Regions from separate parts of the Homo sapiens genome. Here region 2 is linked to region 1. The links are chromatin loops, found by intact Hi-C in ENCODE. Cell type or tissue: endothelial cell of umbilical vein. All regions are shown on one strand.

Region 1 (8,000 bases):
TACACAGGATTTACAACCTCGTCCAACTATTTATTAAGAATAAATTCCTAAAGGTGGAATTGCTGGATCAAAATGTTTTTGTAATATGCATAAATCTCCCTAATCAGTCGATTTCACTGATATACAAGTTTCCTTATAGTGACAGACCTTGGAATTGTGCTTATAGTCTGAACCAGCCCTTGGCCTTCTCAAACACAGTTCTCCATTATAAGTAGTTCCAACAAAGTGACTCAGGGGCATTTAAAAGATACACAATTTTATTTTGACTTTAGTAATCTAAAGATTACTAGAGACCCACAAGACAGATGTCCCAAGATACTGGCCATACAAAACCCATTTGTGCAAAATTAGACTTAACGACCCACCTTGTGATCAGCCCTCATGCTCTCACCTTCCATCTCTCTGCCCTCGTGCCCTCCCCTCCTTTCTCCCTCCCTCCCTCCTCTTCCCTTCTTTCTCCCTCCATTGCTTTCTTCCTTCCTTCTCTGCCTCCTCCCTATCTTTCCTCTCTCCTCCTCTCCCTTTCTTTGTAAAATTGTTCTCCTTCTTTCTCTCCACTCGCTTCTTTCTCTTTCTCCCCTGATTTCCTTCCTTCTTTCCTTTTCTTCCTTCCTTCCTGAAGCAGCAGGGACCCTTCATCAGGGCAGATGGCGCTGGAGTCGGCGAAGGTTCCAGCTGTACAGAGAGCCATATAAGCTGTCTGTGAAATCTTCAGGTTTTGGTATTCATTATTTAGGTTCTGTGGAAATGAGTTTGCTTTGAAGTCTACTAACTCATCCTTCTCTTCAACTTCTTATTTCCTGTAAATGATCCATTAGTTTTTGGCAAGATTCATGTCACACAGCATTTCCACCAGAGGGGCTGTTCTACCGCTAGGGACAGTTTGAATGCTGTCTCTTGAGGTGGAACTGGATGAAAGATGGGGATGTGTAGACTCTGCTTTCTTAAAAGCTGCCTCAACCAGCCCTAACGTTGCCTCGAATTAATAATGTGAAACACATGCTCTATCTGCCTGCTAACGGGTGACAAAGCCATTTATGTTCATAATGGCCAAAATTATTCTACGGATGAAAATTTTTCTAAAACTGTGCTAGTCCATCAGTTTCACCAAGGGGGAAAATTCCCCCTCAATCATTCCACTTTCAACCTCTTTCCCAAAACAGCCAGTTCACCACAGCATTATGATGTTGAAAGGGAAAACAAATGGAGGTTATAAACAGTTCTAAGTTTTCAAACTTTCTGCCCCCAATAAGGCAAGCATAGATTAGTGCCAACAGCTAAGTAGAGAAGGCGCTACGCCTTTTCACCAAGATCCAGGGGGCTATGCGGGACTCTTGTGGGTTTCAGAGACCAAACAAATCAATTACAAGGCTTCATCTTTAAATAAAATTGGGCTGAAAAAGTACTCAGCAAAATGCCTAATCTCTCTCTCTCTCTTTTTCCTGGCTGGTGGGAGCAGAAAGATATCCCTTTGATATCAGAGCAAATAAAATTTGAATTACTGACTGCTCATGTTAATGCTGAATTTTACTACCACCATATTTCAAAATGAAATTATTCTAACATGTATGTCTCAAATTAAGATCTGTGATAATATATATTGTAGTCCAGAAAACATCTTAGGCTCAGATGATGTAAAGGCTGATTCCCCTTGAGAGTAAAGTCTGGCCATTGTTTCTCATAGACTAAAGCTCTCCTGGTCCCTCCCAATAAATCTAAGTATTGATGACATCAGGGAGTGCTGCCTGGTTATTGAAGCACATGTTGGGGTGGGGGAGGGGATGGGGAGGGCAAGGCCACACCACTTCATTGTCAAAGTGGTTGGTATGTCTTAAATGCAGGGTTGTCAACATACGGCTTTCTCCTCTGATTTACAAAAATGAAAGGCCTAGGAGAAAGCTTAGCATATGACACACGAAACTTTGTGTACTCTTATTCTGCCATGCTGGAATCCTAGTTTCAAGTTTCTCATGCCATCTTTGCTCCCATGAGCCTCATAATGTCTTTTGGGGGTATTCACAGATTTCCAGTCCCAAAACGCCCATCTGTGTAAGCACAGCCTGCAGCTGACATGTCAAATAAACTCTCTCCCTAAGTCATGACATTCTCAATATTGCCTTTCCTGTTGTTAACACATCACTTCATCAAGGTGTTGGGATGGGATGGAAAACAAGGGGTTAAGCCAGCCCACCAGTGCCCAGGCTGGTTCCTGACAGCCGACGCTAGGTCCACCCTTACATTCTGTGAAGAACACTGCCCTTGAGACTGTGGGATGATTCCTCCTTAGGGAGGAAAGATGTCTTCACCTCCCCAAAGCCTTCTTGTCCAAAGGCTTGCCAACTTCCACCAGGCCCACTAATTAGATGTTAGTTCACATCGATCCAGGGCTGGCCATAACCCACAGAACTCCTGGCCTAGCCCTGCAGATGGCTCCACGCAACTAACGCTGTAAGAATCTAATTCCATGTTTTGAATTACTTTTCACAATTCTTTTCACTTCATATGAAAACAAGATCAAATGTTTATAAGGACTCGTTTGAATATATTTTCACTTTCCAAGCACAAACTTAGAGACAAAAAAAAAAAAATGAAATTTTCAGCAGCCATAAGACAAGAATGCATTTCTCCGGCTACCAAGTCAGATCATGGTGCAATAAAAACATCTCCAAACGCTTTCTGATACATTCTCTCATTTAACCTTATAACTCCTTAATGTTCACATTTTAATTGCAGTTTTAGAGCGTTAAGATCCTCCAGCAGCGCTGAAAGATGAAAGAATTTAAAAATTATTTAATACTAACTCGAAGCAAAAGCGAAGGCATTTCAGGCGGCTAACACAAAAGTTTCGCATTTAAACCACTCAAACTTCTCAGAATCTGCATAAAACTCAGCAAACTAAGTCTGTTGGATCTTTGACTAAGGAAGTGGGCTGTTGTAAAATGTAAACTCCTAACGGGCATCTCTAGCTCTTTTTGTTTTAATTTAAAAACTGGAGTGTAATTATCTCTTATTTACAAGAGTCACAAACACTGCCGAAGGGAAAATAAACCTCCTCTTTTGGGATGAAGTTGCTGACAAAGGTTTGACAGAGAAAAATAATTAATAGTTCTGTGCTGGCACGGGGAGAGTCCCAGAGCTTGGAGAAGTGAACTTGAAGATGTGCCACGCACGGCTGCCGTGTGGCCCTGGAATCCCAGGGGCCCAGCCAAAGGCAGGGTACACGTCTGGTCCTGAGAATGTGGGCAGCTTTGAGAGGGACTTAGGCTATGGCATGAGACAAAAGTCCAAGAGGTTTTTGAATATCCTCCTTAAGTTACTGTTTTGTGCAGAAACTGCTTTGTTCTCTGGTTACAAACTTTCTCCTGTTCAAGAAACCTGTCCATGGGTGATTAATGTCTTTCAGCTGGGGGCTCGAGTGTTCTCCAAGTTTGGTTCTGGGCTCTGCTGTTTAGAATCCCCACCTTGGGAAATAGAGGCAAGAGAGCCTTCAGGACAAGGAGCCGCCTGTGCCAGCTCCCTGGAGCCTACGGGGCACCTCACCTGACTACTGAGGTTAAAGCAGAGGAGAGGTGCACGTAAGATCATGTGCAGCTGGGTCAAAACCCTTGGAAGGAGGAGTCTGCTTCTTAAAAATGTGTGAGTGTACAGGTTCCATCATAACACTGCTTTTAAAGTAAACTACAAGAATCTTTTGAATACAAACCATATCGCATTCTAGCAGACATCCCTCTGTATTTTCATTTGCCTACATGAATGCTAGGAAGCCCATGGCCCAAAACAGTAAGATATTCTCATCCTTTTGTCATTATTATTAATGATGGATGTACTTGTAATGCCTATACATTTCTGCCTCGTGTGATAATCCCTTCCCTTCCCCTGGAGCACAGTCATGTTTTAAGATTGGCAACTATTTTATATCCTTTTGAGGCATGTTTGGGTGATTGGAAAGGGTTCAGATCTTGAAGCTGGACAGAATCTGATTTCTAGCCTTAACAAATCATGCAATGTTCCCGGGCCTCAATTTCCTCATCTATGAAATGGAGATAATATCTTTGTGGCAGAATGGGCAGAGATTATCCTGGCCTAATTCCCCTTGTATGCCCAAAGACAAATGCCTGGCACAGGCAGACGCCTGCATCCCAATGCCTGGCACAGAGTTGGCACCCAATGCACAAGAGCTATTGTTATTATTACTCTTAATAACACAACAAAAAAACAAAACAGTGGATGTTACTGACCAGAGCAATTTCTAATTCCAGCTTCATTATTTCAGATTAACTCAGCTGTTTTCCCCTCTTCTTATAGAATTCAAAAGAAAAGCCCTGAGATTTTGGCTCCAACTTCTCAGTGATACTTTTGGCCTTAGGAATATCTATTAAGAGTTTGCGATCCAAGGAGAACTATTAACACTGGCGTGGAAAGGGAAATTAGGAAGTCTGAATGAAGTAAAGGTCTGCTTGCGCATATAACAAGACCATTTTTCCTGCAAATATTATTTTCTTGGCTCTCAGGATCTTTTGTCCCTTTCTCTGTAGGCTGGGACCTCTGGGGCAAAGGACAGTGAGGGGCCCACACATGTTTAAAGAACAGGCTGGTACATCCTGTCCTTGCTACAGAGCCTGGCACATCAGTAGCAAAACAGACCTCTCTTTTGACACACTTTCTTTGAGGATTCTGCCAGACCCAGGCTTGCTGCTGAAGCCACCACTGAGCCTTCCTCTCGGCCTGGGCTGGTGAACTGCATCCCGGAGCCCCCTGGTGGTCCTTTCCATACTCACACCTCATTCCCACACCCTCTGGGGCAGGGAGAAAACGGCCTTAAAAGACCCACCCAAGGGTTAATCTCTGGTATCCATCATCCACTGGGGCACCCCATTTTCTTAGGATGAAGGCAACATGCTCTGTGTTAAAGATGGTATAGAAATGGCACCTTTCTCTAACATCAAGAGTCATTCATTAAGCATCTCTTAAGCACCTACTGTGTGCCAGGCTCACGCTGGACATGAGGAATAGAGGATTATGACTCAGCTCCTGCTCTTAAGAAGCTTCCAGTGTACAGGAAGAGGCAGACATGAGAGCTGAGAAAGACAATAGAGAGATGTGCCCAGGGAACCCTAGGGACAGTGTCAGTCTCTGTAAGGAAAGTGGGAATTGCATCAGGGAGGAAGGATAAGTTAAACTGGATCTTAGAGTCTTTGCATAGAGATTAGAAAGAAACTAGGCAGGCAGAGAAAGGAGGGAAGGCATTCCTGGGGGATGAGTCGATATGCCTCAATGCCCGGACCTATTAGGGGAATGCTGAGAAGCTGGGGGTGCCTGCAGCAGGAAGGAGTGATAAAGCAGGCTGGTGATGTGGGCAGGGCTTGGAGTGAGAAGACCTCGTAGGTCACACCAGGGAGTGTAGACTTGATCTTCTCCAGTGATTTTTCAAACCATGTTTTTAGACTCCCCATAAACATCTGATTCTAATTTCATGGATGCTGAGACCAAGGGAAAACTGGAGTGGTCATCCATAATCTGCTAACTTTACATTTCTGTGTTCAATTCCGTCTAACCATGAGAAGAATATCAGATAAATTCTAGTAGAGGGGCATCCTACAAAACACCTGACCAGTACTCCTAAAAAGTGCCGAGGCCATCAAAAACAAGGAAAGTAAAAAAGCTATTATAGCCAAGAGGAACCTAGGGAGGCGTGACAACCTAATGTACTATGGTACCTTCCCTGGTGGAACCCTGGAACAGAAAAAGAAATCTATTAGGGAAAAACTAAGGAGTTTTGAATAAAGTATGAACTTTAGTTGATGATTATGTATTAACATTGGTTCATTAATTATAATAAATGTACCATACCAATGTACAATGTTGGCAATAGGGGAACTGGGTACAGGGCCTATGGGAACTCTCTGCACTATCCCACAATTTCTTGTAAATCTAAAACTGTTCTATTAGGTTGGTGCAAAGGTAATTGTGGTTTTTACCATTAAGATGGCAAAGATCGCAATTACCTTTGCAGCAACCTAATAAAAAGTGAAATCTGTTTTTAAAAATCCTTTGTTCATCCAAACAGCCAAATTATTGTCACTGATAAGCTTTATAACTGTTATAAGTTAGAACTTAGAAAATTAACTTGTGCTCTAGTAACATTAGCTAACATTTATTTGGTAGCTATACCAGGCCAGGTACTCTGCTAAGTACCATACTTGATCTCCACAACAGCCTCATGAACTAGGGATCGTCAGTATCACACCCCCATTTTACAGCTGAGAAAAGTGAGGTACGGCGAGGTTAGACAGCTTGCCTGAGGTTATACAGGTAAGTGGCAGAGCCTGCATTTGGACCCAGGTCTGTCTGATGCCAGAGTCCAGATGCTTAATGATGAACATTCCATGCGATACTTTATTGAAAAAGAAGGGTCCACATAACTTTCATTTATTTCTTTCTTTTTAACACTGAAAGCCATAGCTATAGATGGGGTGGGGAGAAGAAGGGATCCTCAGTAGTTTTCCACTGGAGGAGGAACTAGGTCAGAGTTTGGTTTGGGAATGAACATTCTGGCAGCTACAGTGTGAAAGATGGGCTGGCGTAGGCACTGGGCTCCTGCTGCTGAGATTTTCTAGTGATGTCTCCAAAAGGAGGAGGAGAAGCAACGAGAGAGAATGAACTTCCCTAAAAGGATAAAGCAAAAGCCCTCGTATAGCAATCCTTCGGATCTAGACCCAACCAATCAAACCACAGGCATTGCTGAGCCCCTGAATGTATGCCTGGCACAGGCCTGTCTCCACAGACAGGAGCCGACAGTAAAGAGAAAATAACCGCAGCCCAAGAGATGGAGCAGCTGGCCCGGAGTCCCTGCCGGGGGGAAAGGCAGACCTTGGAGGGAATGCTTCCTGTGGCCTGGGGTAGGCAGGGGTGTTCCTGGAGGAGGCCTGTGGGCTGAGCCCTGAAGATGAGGAAAGGGCAGATAGGACTTCAAGCAGAGCCCAGGCCAGCACAAGGCAAACCTGATCCCTGCCCTGCAGTCCCGGGGGCCTGGGTGGCCCAGCCCGGAGATGCCTAGGGCTGAGAGCCTAATCCCTTACCATGAGCTCTGTAGTCTCTCCTGCCCTCCTGGATCAATTAAAAGTGGGAGTCACTTCACCAGTGTACTTGAGAGGCTACTATGTGCCACCTAGAGGCACATTTGGAATTTGGTACTCCTAGAGTTTACAGAAAACAATAGCAAGTCCCCTAGATAGTCAACTCTGCAAAAGCAAAGATGCTGTCTCAGACAGCCTGGCATGTAGCAGGTACCAATTAATAGGCAGTGAACTCAAGAAAGAATTAAAATTGCATGGGTCAAGGGTAATACTGGAATGTACTAAACTGCAGTTGACAATGTTTGGTGCAAAAACTTCGTACTTGCTTCCAACTGTGGCTCTAACAAATTAGTAAATGCTTAGTGGCTTACAACACTAATTTATTATTTCACAATTCTGGAGGTTAGAAGTCGAGCTAAAATCAACATGCTGGCAGGGCTGCATTCCGTTCTGAGGGCTCTAGGGGAGAATCCATTTCCTTGCCTTTCCCATCTTCTAGCAGCCACCCCTATTTTTTGGTTTGTGGCCCCTTACTCCATCTTAAAAGCCAGTGATGTCACATCTTCATGGCCATTCTTCCATAGTCACACTTCCTTCTGACTCTTTCTTCTGTCCTCTCTTCCACTTTTAAGGACACTTGTGATCACATTCGGTGCACCTGGATAACTCAGGAAACTCTCCCTATGTTAAGGCCAGCTGATTAGCAACCTTAACTCCATCTGCAACTTTAATTCTCCTTTACCATAGAAGATAACATACCTACAATTCCAGGGATTAGGACATAGACACTTTCGGGCTGCCACTATTCAGCCTACCACAACCCCAGATTTTAAGGTCAAACTGTAGGAGATAACCATTCTGTCTCCAAAATGTGAAAACAATAATTACCTCTTCTGAAGCATCTCTGTGTACCAGGCACACCAC
Region 2 (8,000 bases), 410 kb before region 1:
TTCCTTCAGTTTGGATTTTACTTCTAAAGGCAAACATTAGGGTAAGCAATGTTTTCTGCATTAGTCTCAGTTGACACTAACTGGTCAGGAGAAACCAGTTGCTCCGAGGCATACTTCAGGGTCCTGGGTGAGCATGGGATATGTCAAGGCCACCTGGGTTGGGAGAGTTTAAGGGATGCTTACACAGAGGGAGGGAGACGTTTGGTAGGCAAGGTCATTTGTTCATTCATTCTCTCACGTATGTTTTGAACAATTGCCTTGGGCCAGCCACCACGGAAAGCTCTGAGAATTCAATGGTATGGTAAATATGAGTCTCTGTCATGCACCTTCTTTAGGGTCTACTGGGTCAAAATCCGCTGGATAAAAATCCTGCCTGCTGCACTTCCGTCTTGGGGAGTTTCTCTGGATCAGAGCCTCTGCTTCCACCACCACTACCTCAATCAGCAATAACAAACCGATGGCTCTTAAGGGCGAGGGGGCTAAAACCACAGAAAAGGAGATGGAAAGAGGAAGCAGGAAATTTTCTTTCCGATATTTAAAAATCCTCACAAAACAGTGAATCTATGCTTCATAAACATTATCATCTGCAGAAATATACACAACAGAATTTAACTAATTTATTTAAACTCCAACTTGTCCCCAAAACAGGCAGGTTTCAAGAAATACGGGGTAAAAAAAAAAAAAATTCAGGACAAAAGAGTCAGGAGTAAGGCTATACAGAAAAAAAAAAAAATGCAAATCAATAAGAAACAAGGACTCCATGCTGACGCCAGTTAAGGAAAAGTGAGTTAGGAAACCATTCGCTTAGATTTTTTGGTTAATAGGTACCATTTAAAAAAAAAAAAAATCACTCAGTTAAAAAAAAAAAAAACCCACACTCCCAAGGGCTATGCATATTGCCTGACTTCAGTTTTGTGAAAACAAAAGCTGTATCTTTAAGAAATTCAACTCAAACATCAGCTTTTGAAACCAAGGTTCAGCAAACAAGAGCCAATAAAAATGCTGTAACTTGAAACCAACCCACACAGCACAAAAAGAAAGGAGAGAGGTCTGCCCGGGTCGCCCTCAACACACCCTTCTAACTTGGTTCTAGAACAGCAGTGCCCAGTTTGCAAGACAAGAAGCTAATTGACTCGAATGTCTGCTGCATAAGCTATAAAATAAGTACATAAAGAACAATATGAACATACAGCGCCATCAGTTACATAAAAAGGCCTGACTGTCCGACGCCACACTGTGCACCGAACAAGCACAGCAATTGTTTCAGCGGGCTGCACGGAGGAAGAATGAATAATTAGCGTCCTTGTGAATCAAGTCTCCACCAGGAAGAGAGCTCCATCCTGCAGCAGTGGCACGGCAGCACCCTCAGCCCGCCAGAGTCAAGCTGGGGTTTTTAAACGTCTTTATTGACAATCAGGATGCAGGCAAACATATTCTTCAGCCAAGTAAACCGACAACTAGCTCCACTGTGGTCACTGCTCATTGGCTGGAACACCCGCTTCTTGTCTAAAGTCTCACCAACTGCTACTTTCCATTACCAGGAAATGTCATTTTCCCTCACTTGTTTATTTTTGCATTGGCTAGGAATACAACAACTTCTGCTAAAGGTGGAGGGGCTGTGACAAAAGCATCCATTTGAGCTGTCCTGGCACAACAGGCACAACACAAGAAGTCCCTAAACGTTTCTTTCCAGAGAGTATGAGTAGAGGGAAGCAAGGAGTAAGTATCTTTGATTCTAGGATTTTTCTCCTTCTCCCATATCACCAGTGTCAAAAGATGTCTCACTTCCTCCTGCAAATGTGATAATAGGAGAGCAGGATGTGTGGACTGTCACTAGGACAAAAACCCACTGAAAAACCACTGGAAGTGTCTGATGCGTTTGACAGTCTGCAAAACAGGCAACATAAAGCAAAGGAATGACCATAGGACCTAGAATCAGTAGATGGGATTCAAATGTCTGCTGTCTCTCAAGAGCTGTATCATTTTTAGCAAGTCATTAACTTATCTGGGTCTTACTTTTCCTACTTGTAAAATAGGGATACTAAGTGTTCTCATCCACACCAACACACCCACCCCAAGCCTAGGGTTGTTGACAGAATGAAATGAGATTATACACAGGAACTTCCTTTGATATGAATATGATTCTATAACTTCATCTATTTGAAAACTCAGAAAATGCTGGGCACAATCCCAGTATCTCATGAATATTTACTATTTGCTTAGCACTGAGAAAGCCCCTAGGAGATGCAGAGAATTAAAAGGTACAGTTCCTGACTATGAAGAACTCATGGACTAGTAAAGTCAGGATATGTAAGTTCAGGGCTAACAAAAACTCAGGCATAGTCCACTGCTGATAATTACTCTCAATGCTTTTCCCTCATCTCACTTAATTCTTCACTACTCAGGAAAATCCACTGAGTTCTATCCAGAAGGCTTACAGCCCTAAAAACAATAACAACAGAATTGATAAGTGGCATCTCTCCAGCACCCAGAGGTATTCTTGGAGACAGAGAGTTGAGAGGAATTCCCTATTGCCCTTGAGTTACTCTATGAATTCAAACCATGGGAGTACAAGAGCCCCAAAGGAAATCATGTCTGAAGTGACAAGAAGAATTTGCTGCCAATCTTTCAATTAAAACTTTTTTAAGATAAGACTCTACATGCAATGCCTAGGAAAACCTAGTTCAGGAACCTCTAGAGTCTGAGCCCTAAGCTCACAGGTCTGAAATCCAAACTGTAATATTACTTAATAATGGGTTCCTATATGCTAGGTACAAAGCACTAAACATTTACACACATTTTTTCATTTGATGCTCAAAGCAACACTAAGAGAAAAGGAATTTTCTTATCTCTATTTTGCAGATGAAGTGAAGGATTTGATGGAGTTAAGTAACTGACCCAAGGTTTGCAAAACCGGTAAGAGGTGAACCATGATTTGAACCCAAACAGGTTGATTTCAAATCCCATGCTAATTTATCACACCGTGATTGTTATATTACTCTCACTTATGTCTATTTCCCACTCTGCTGTTCATTTCTGGAAAATTACTTAGTCACACTGTTTTATTTGCAGGACAAAAACCACTATGGATTCCCCACTATGGAGGACCCAGAGTTGACAGGGAAAGTGTAATCCAAGGTACAAAGTCCCACAACTTTATGTACTTCTCCAAGGAACTATTTTCTCCTGAAAGGTTTGGTGAGTTCGAAGATGTGACAGAGACCTACAAGAGCCCAGAAAGTGGTAATATTTTTGAGTGGTAAGTAAAAATATGTTCAACCTAACTAGGAACAAGAGAATATAGTTAAATAATGTGCTCACTTTTCACCCATTTTCACCCACTGAATGAGCTAGCAAACCTTCTCGAAAAGTAATTTGACATGCTGTGCTTCCAGTTTAATATCTAAGAACTCTTTGCCTAACTCAAGGTCATGAAGACTTTTTATTATGTTGTGCTAAAAGATTTAGCTTAACCTTCTACACTTTAGCCTAGGATCCATTTTGAGTTAAATTCTATGTACCGTGTGCGGTAAGAATTTAAATTTACCTTTTTTGCATGTGGATATCCAATTGTCCTAGCACTATTCATTGAAAAGACTATTGAATTGAATTGCTTTTGAATTGCTTTGGTACCTCTGTAGAGAAATCAATTGACAATAATGTAATGGTTTATTTCTAGACTCTCAATTCTGTACCATTATCTATGCTTACACCACTGTCTATCCTTACACCAGTAACACACTGATTTGAATAGTATAGCTTTGTAGTAAGTTTTGAAACTAAGAAATATAAGACCCCTAATCTTTTTTTCTTCCCTTTCCGAATTGTTTTGTTTATTCTAGGTCATCTACATTTCTATACTGTTAGAAACAGCTTGACAATTTTTTTTAAAAAGATGCATACTAAAATTGTATAAGGATTGCACTGAATCTACAAATCATTTTAGGAAGATTTAACAATATTGAGTCTTCCAATCCATGAACATGGGATAACTCTCATTTAGCAATAAACTAGTCTTGCACTGATTTTATTAAATTTATTCCTCAGAATTGTGTTCATAATGTGGGTTTCAGATTGCTTGGTGCTAGTATGTAAAAATACAATTGATTTTTGTATACTAATCTTTTATCCTGTAAGGTTGCTGAACTCATTAGTCGGTTCGTACTTTGGGGGAATCGGGATTGGGCATGTGTTCCTTTAGGTTTTCTAGTACAGGCTCAATTCATCTGAAAATAAAGAGAGTTTTCTTTCTTTCTTCCCAATCCGGATGCCTTTGATTTCTGAACCTGCAGTACAATTTTAAATATAAGTAGCAAAAGTGGACATCTCTGCCTGGCTTCAGATCTTAACAGGAAGCCACATTAATAAAGTGCATGAAGAAGCAGTCCACCCAAGCTATTATCTTTCTTGAAGACTTTACGAAACAGAACTGGCTAAATATTTTCTTATACTGATGAACCATGATCACATACAAATAAAAAACGTACTTAGAAACTTTAAAAAATGAGTGTGTGTTTTAAATTAAGAACAGAATCAAAAATGTCATCTAATAGATGAAAGATAAAATTACTCATAACAAATATATGAAAAAACAGCACCATCTCATGTAATGAATGCTCGAAGTAGAGAGAAGGAAACAGAAGGGAGGGCAAACAAGGGCAGCAACAGTCCGGGAGAGACTGCAATCACTGCCAGCTTCCGAACAGGCTCCAGGTCAGCACGGTTCTGCCAGGCCAGGAGCCCGGCCCCATCAACCCTCTCTACCTTCTACTCACCCCAGAGTTCAGGACTGGGAGGAACTGGCAGGAATGGGGCTCTAGCAATCTGGCCCCAACCCTCACCCCCATCACCCAGCTAGGAGTAAACTGGTAATGGCCTGGAAGACAAGGAGCCTCCAGTGGGAGCTCTCACTCAGCAATTTTCACACAACAGTCTCTTATCTTAACAAAGCAGCCGGACTTCTTTTTGAAAACTTGGTTCCCGGATGGAAACAATCGGGCAGTATCCAACATTGTTTGAAAGAACACACTGGTTCCAAAGACCTTGTTTTCTCTGAAAGGTGAAAGTTTAGATTCCCCAGCAAGAGGCATAGCTGGGTGTTCAGAATTTGACTGCTGGAGGAAACTGCCAGCTCTGAGGCACCCTCTCTCTCTATCCTATACACAACTTCCAGCCTGGAGCACAGCACCTGCCTAGAATAACTACTGCGTACACACTTAGGCAAGTCTGCAGACAACGGCTGAATATTTACTGTATGCAGAGCCCAGTGTCCAGTGTAGTTATTTTTAATTTCATATATTCCATTATACTATGCAATAAACCTGATAAGGAAGGATGAGTGGAGGAGTAAATAAAGTAGACATTACAATTGGGGATTTCACAGAAAATACTGTTTGAAAAATGACTTCCTCAAGGGATTTAAAATCTTGTGAGAAAGGAAACAATGAAGAAGTTGGAAATGCAGACAGAACTAGAGTTCATATTCTTAATTTTACAGACGTTCTCATTTTCTGGTGTCTCGGAGAAGTGAATAGCCCCAATCACTTAGTCTCCCCCAAAATTAGAATAAATGTCTCCCTGGGGTAGGGTAGGTGAGCCTTTGTGAACATTCTACCACATTTTATGATGGGAACTCTTCAGTTTACATCCCTCCCTCTCATACCCACTGTATCCCTCAACAACTGTCACTCCTGCCTCTGTAATCTCTGTGCCTGGGACATAATAGTTGCCAAGGAAATGTATCTTCTTCCTTTCCTCTGCTAATGGGATTTTGGACAAAAAAATCTGACACTGGACATATCCCCAACATAACTCCAGTGATGTAACACTAGTGCATATCCCAGCTTTGCACCTTTTCCCATCCAAAGGTTGGTGCATTATCAGAATGATCTGAAGGAAAAATAAATTATTCACATCAAGGAAGCACCTGCTCTCTCTTTCCTCCTGCATGTCCCAACTAGAAAAAGCATCTCTTGTGCCAGATGGAAAGAAAAAGAGGCCAGGGTGTCTGAGAAGGTCCCCAGCATGCCCACCTGTACAGCAGCCTGGGAAGCCTCAGTATCTGACCTGCCCTGGGAAATGACTTCCAAACGCCTTCAGGGACTAGGCACTTCTCACAGGTAGGTACCTCACTGAGGTACGTTGTTGATTCATGGCAACCTTGTGAATCAACCACTACCTATGAAGTGGGAACATTTTAAAGGCAAGAAATCAGAGCTCAGAAGTCAAGTAACTTACTCAAGATCACACAGCTAGCAAGTGTTGGCCACTTTGGTTTGCCATTTAGAAAAGACCCTGAAGCTCCATGCACAAGTCCTACAAGGTCTAATTTGTCATTATACATTCCCTGAAGAGCTGAGGGGGATAGCCTGATTAGCAAGGTGAAGGAGAACCAGGACAGATGCTCTCTCTTCTTCGCTGCTATGAGCAAAGATGAGATGTGCTGGGGGAATGGAAACTGCAAGACAAGTAAAAATTGACATATGTAAAAAACAAAAAAACAAAACCAAATACTGGACAATTATCTACTAAAAATGTTGTCTTGAGATGTAAAAATTATAAATTAAATTAGAGCTAGCTTTGAATTGCTTTTTAAGTTCACTTATTTTATGGTCTGTACAACATGTAATCAGGACATGCTCCAAAGATTACCCTGATAAGCTGTGAAAAGAGCACAGTCATTAAATAAAATCATGAGATAATTGCATGGTTCTCTGGGTTGGGCTTACTAATATGGATGCTAATTTTATCTGTGATACTACGGAGTGAAGGCGCTCTTAAAACTGAAGGTCCTTTAGCAGAGCTCTACTGCACACTATCCTGTGAGCTGCATGACTAGGGAAAGCTCTCTGGCTTCTGCTTAGCTTATAGGAGTGCATGAGGACACCTCCCAGCCTCCAGCCCTGGAAAAAGCACTGGACCTCTCCAGCTACATGCCTTCTTTGTCCTTCTCCCAGTCAAGGCTCCACAGGCAAGGCCTCCACCCCCCATCTTCCATTGTACTCCTGCGCAGAAGCTGAGGATGGGAAGCTTAGAATAAATTATGTGAGCCCTCGCCCTGGCAGAAGTGACAGGGTGGACACCACACACTATCCCATCTCCCTCCAAAGACTTTATCTGACAGTAAGTATGTCACGTATGCAATGGTTCCTTCAAAATAATTATTTCAGTCACCGAATCTATATCTGTGAGGGAGGATCTATATTTCAATTCACAGAGGACCAGTATTTGAGAAATTAGACCTCTAGTTTCTCTACAGTTGCAGCACAACTGCCGGTGGCTCACGCCTGTAATCCCAACACTTCGGGAGGCCGAGGCGGGCGGATAATGGGTCAGGAGATCGAGACCATCCTGGCCAACATGGTGAAACCCTGTCTCTACTAAAAATACAAAAAATTAGCCGGGCATGGTGGTGGGTGCCTGTAGTCCCAGCTACTCAGGAGGCTGAGGCAGGAGAATGGTGTGAACCTGGGAGGCGGAGCTTGCAGTGAGCGGAGATCGCGCCACTGCACTCCAGCCTGGGTGACAGAGAGAGACTCTGTCTCAAAAAAAAAAAAAAAAAAAAGGAAAAGAGAAAAAGGAGAGAGAGTATAGGAAAAGAGGAAAGAGAAAAGGGGAGGGAGAAGATCTAAGGCAGAGGGGAGGCAGACAGCGGAGGAGGTAGGTAAAGTGAGAGAACGAGCTGACATGTGTGTTCCATGAAATGCCTTATCAATGCTCTATTGATAAAAGCATTCATATCAATGCTAATACTGGATAATTCATATCCGGCCATAGGTTCCACACAGGTTGTTGATCAATAGTTTACAAATACATGAAATTGGATCTGGGCATTTTTTTATAAACCCATTTTTCATTTTTTTCCATAATCTTTAATTAAGATGTTCCTACACTATAGAGTCAAAAAATAAAAGTCATGGTCCTCCAGAAGAGGTCATAGTTTCCGACTGCATGCTCAGGGAACCCCCAATGAAGGTATCATTTGTACTCCCATTTAATAG

The links. Hi-C counts contacts between places; a loop is a spot of excess contacts. Peaks named below come from ENCODE experiments on the same cell type or tissue, not always from the same donor. Only the 100,000 strongest peaks of a DNase experiment are listed, where the experiment ranks them.
Region 2: a loop joins it to region 1, with 2.7 times the contacts of the local background. A loop is called at or near these places in 6 of 110 quality-filtered maps.

Annotation. Positions count from the first base shown.
Region 1 is chr11:12,409,226-12,417,225 of GRCh38, reverse strand. The region is part of intron 1 of PARVA (parvin alpha); the gene reads right to left. Among named protein-coding and RNA genes, the nearest start is that of PARVA, 36 kb to the right of the region's middle. In endothelial cell of umbilical vein, a CTCF peak has its summit at 4,770 (motif pointing left); DNase peaks (open chromatin) are centred at 4,785, 5,015 and 5,155; H3K27ac peaks cover 1,486 bases.
Region 2 is chr11:12,821,526-12,829,525 of GRCh38, reverse strand. All of the region lies in intron 3 of TEAD1 (TEA domain transcription factor 1), which reads right to left. It overlaps LOC107984313 (a long non-coding RNA gene), which reads left to right. Exons shown (of 2, transcript XR_001748136.3): 1 at 1-1,719; 2 at 2,863-4,262. Among named protein-coding and RNA genes, the nearest start is that of TEAD1-AS1, 97 kb to the left of the region's middle. RefSeq lists an enhancer at 567-1,205. In endothelial cell of umbilical vein, no CTCF peak of the experiment used is centred here; DNase peaks (open chromatin) are centred at 1,145, 4,975 and 5,895; H3K4me3 peaks cover 701 bases; H3K27ac peaks cover 2,431 bases.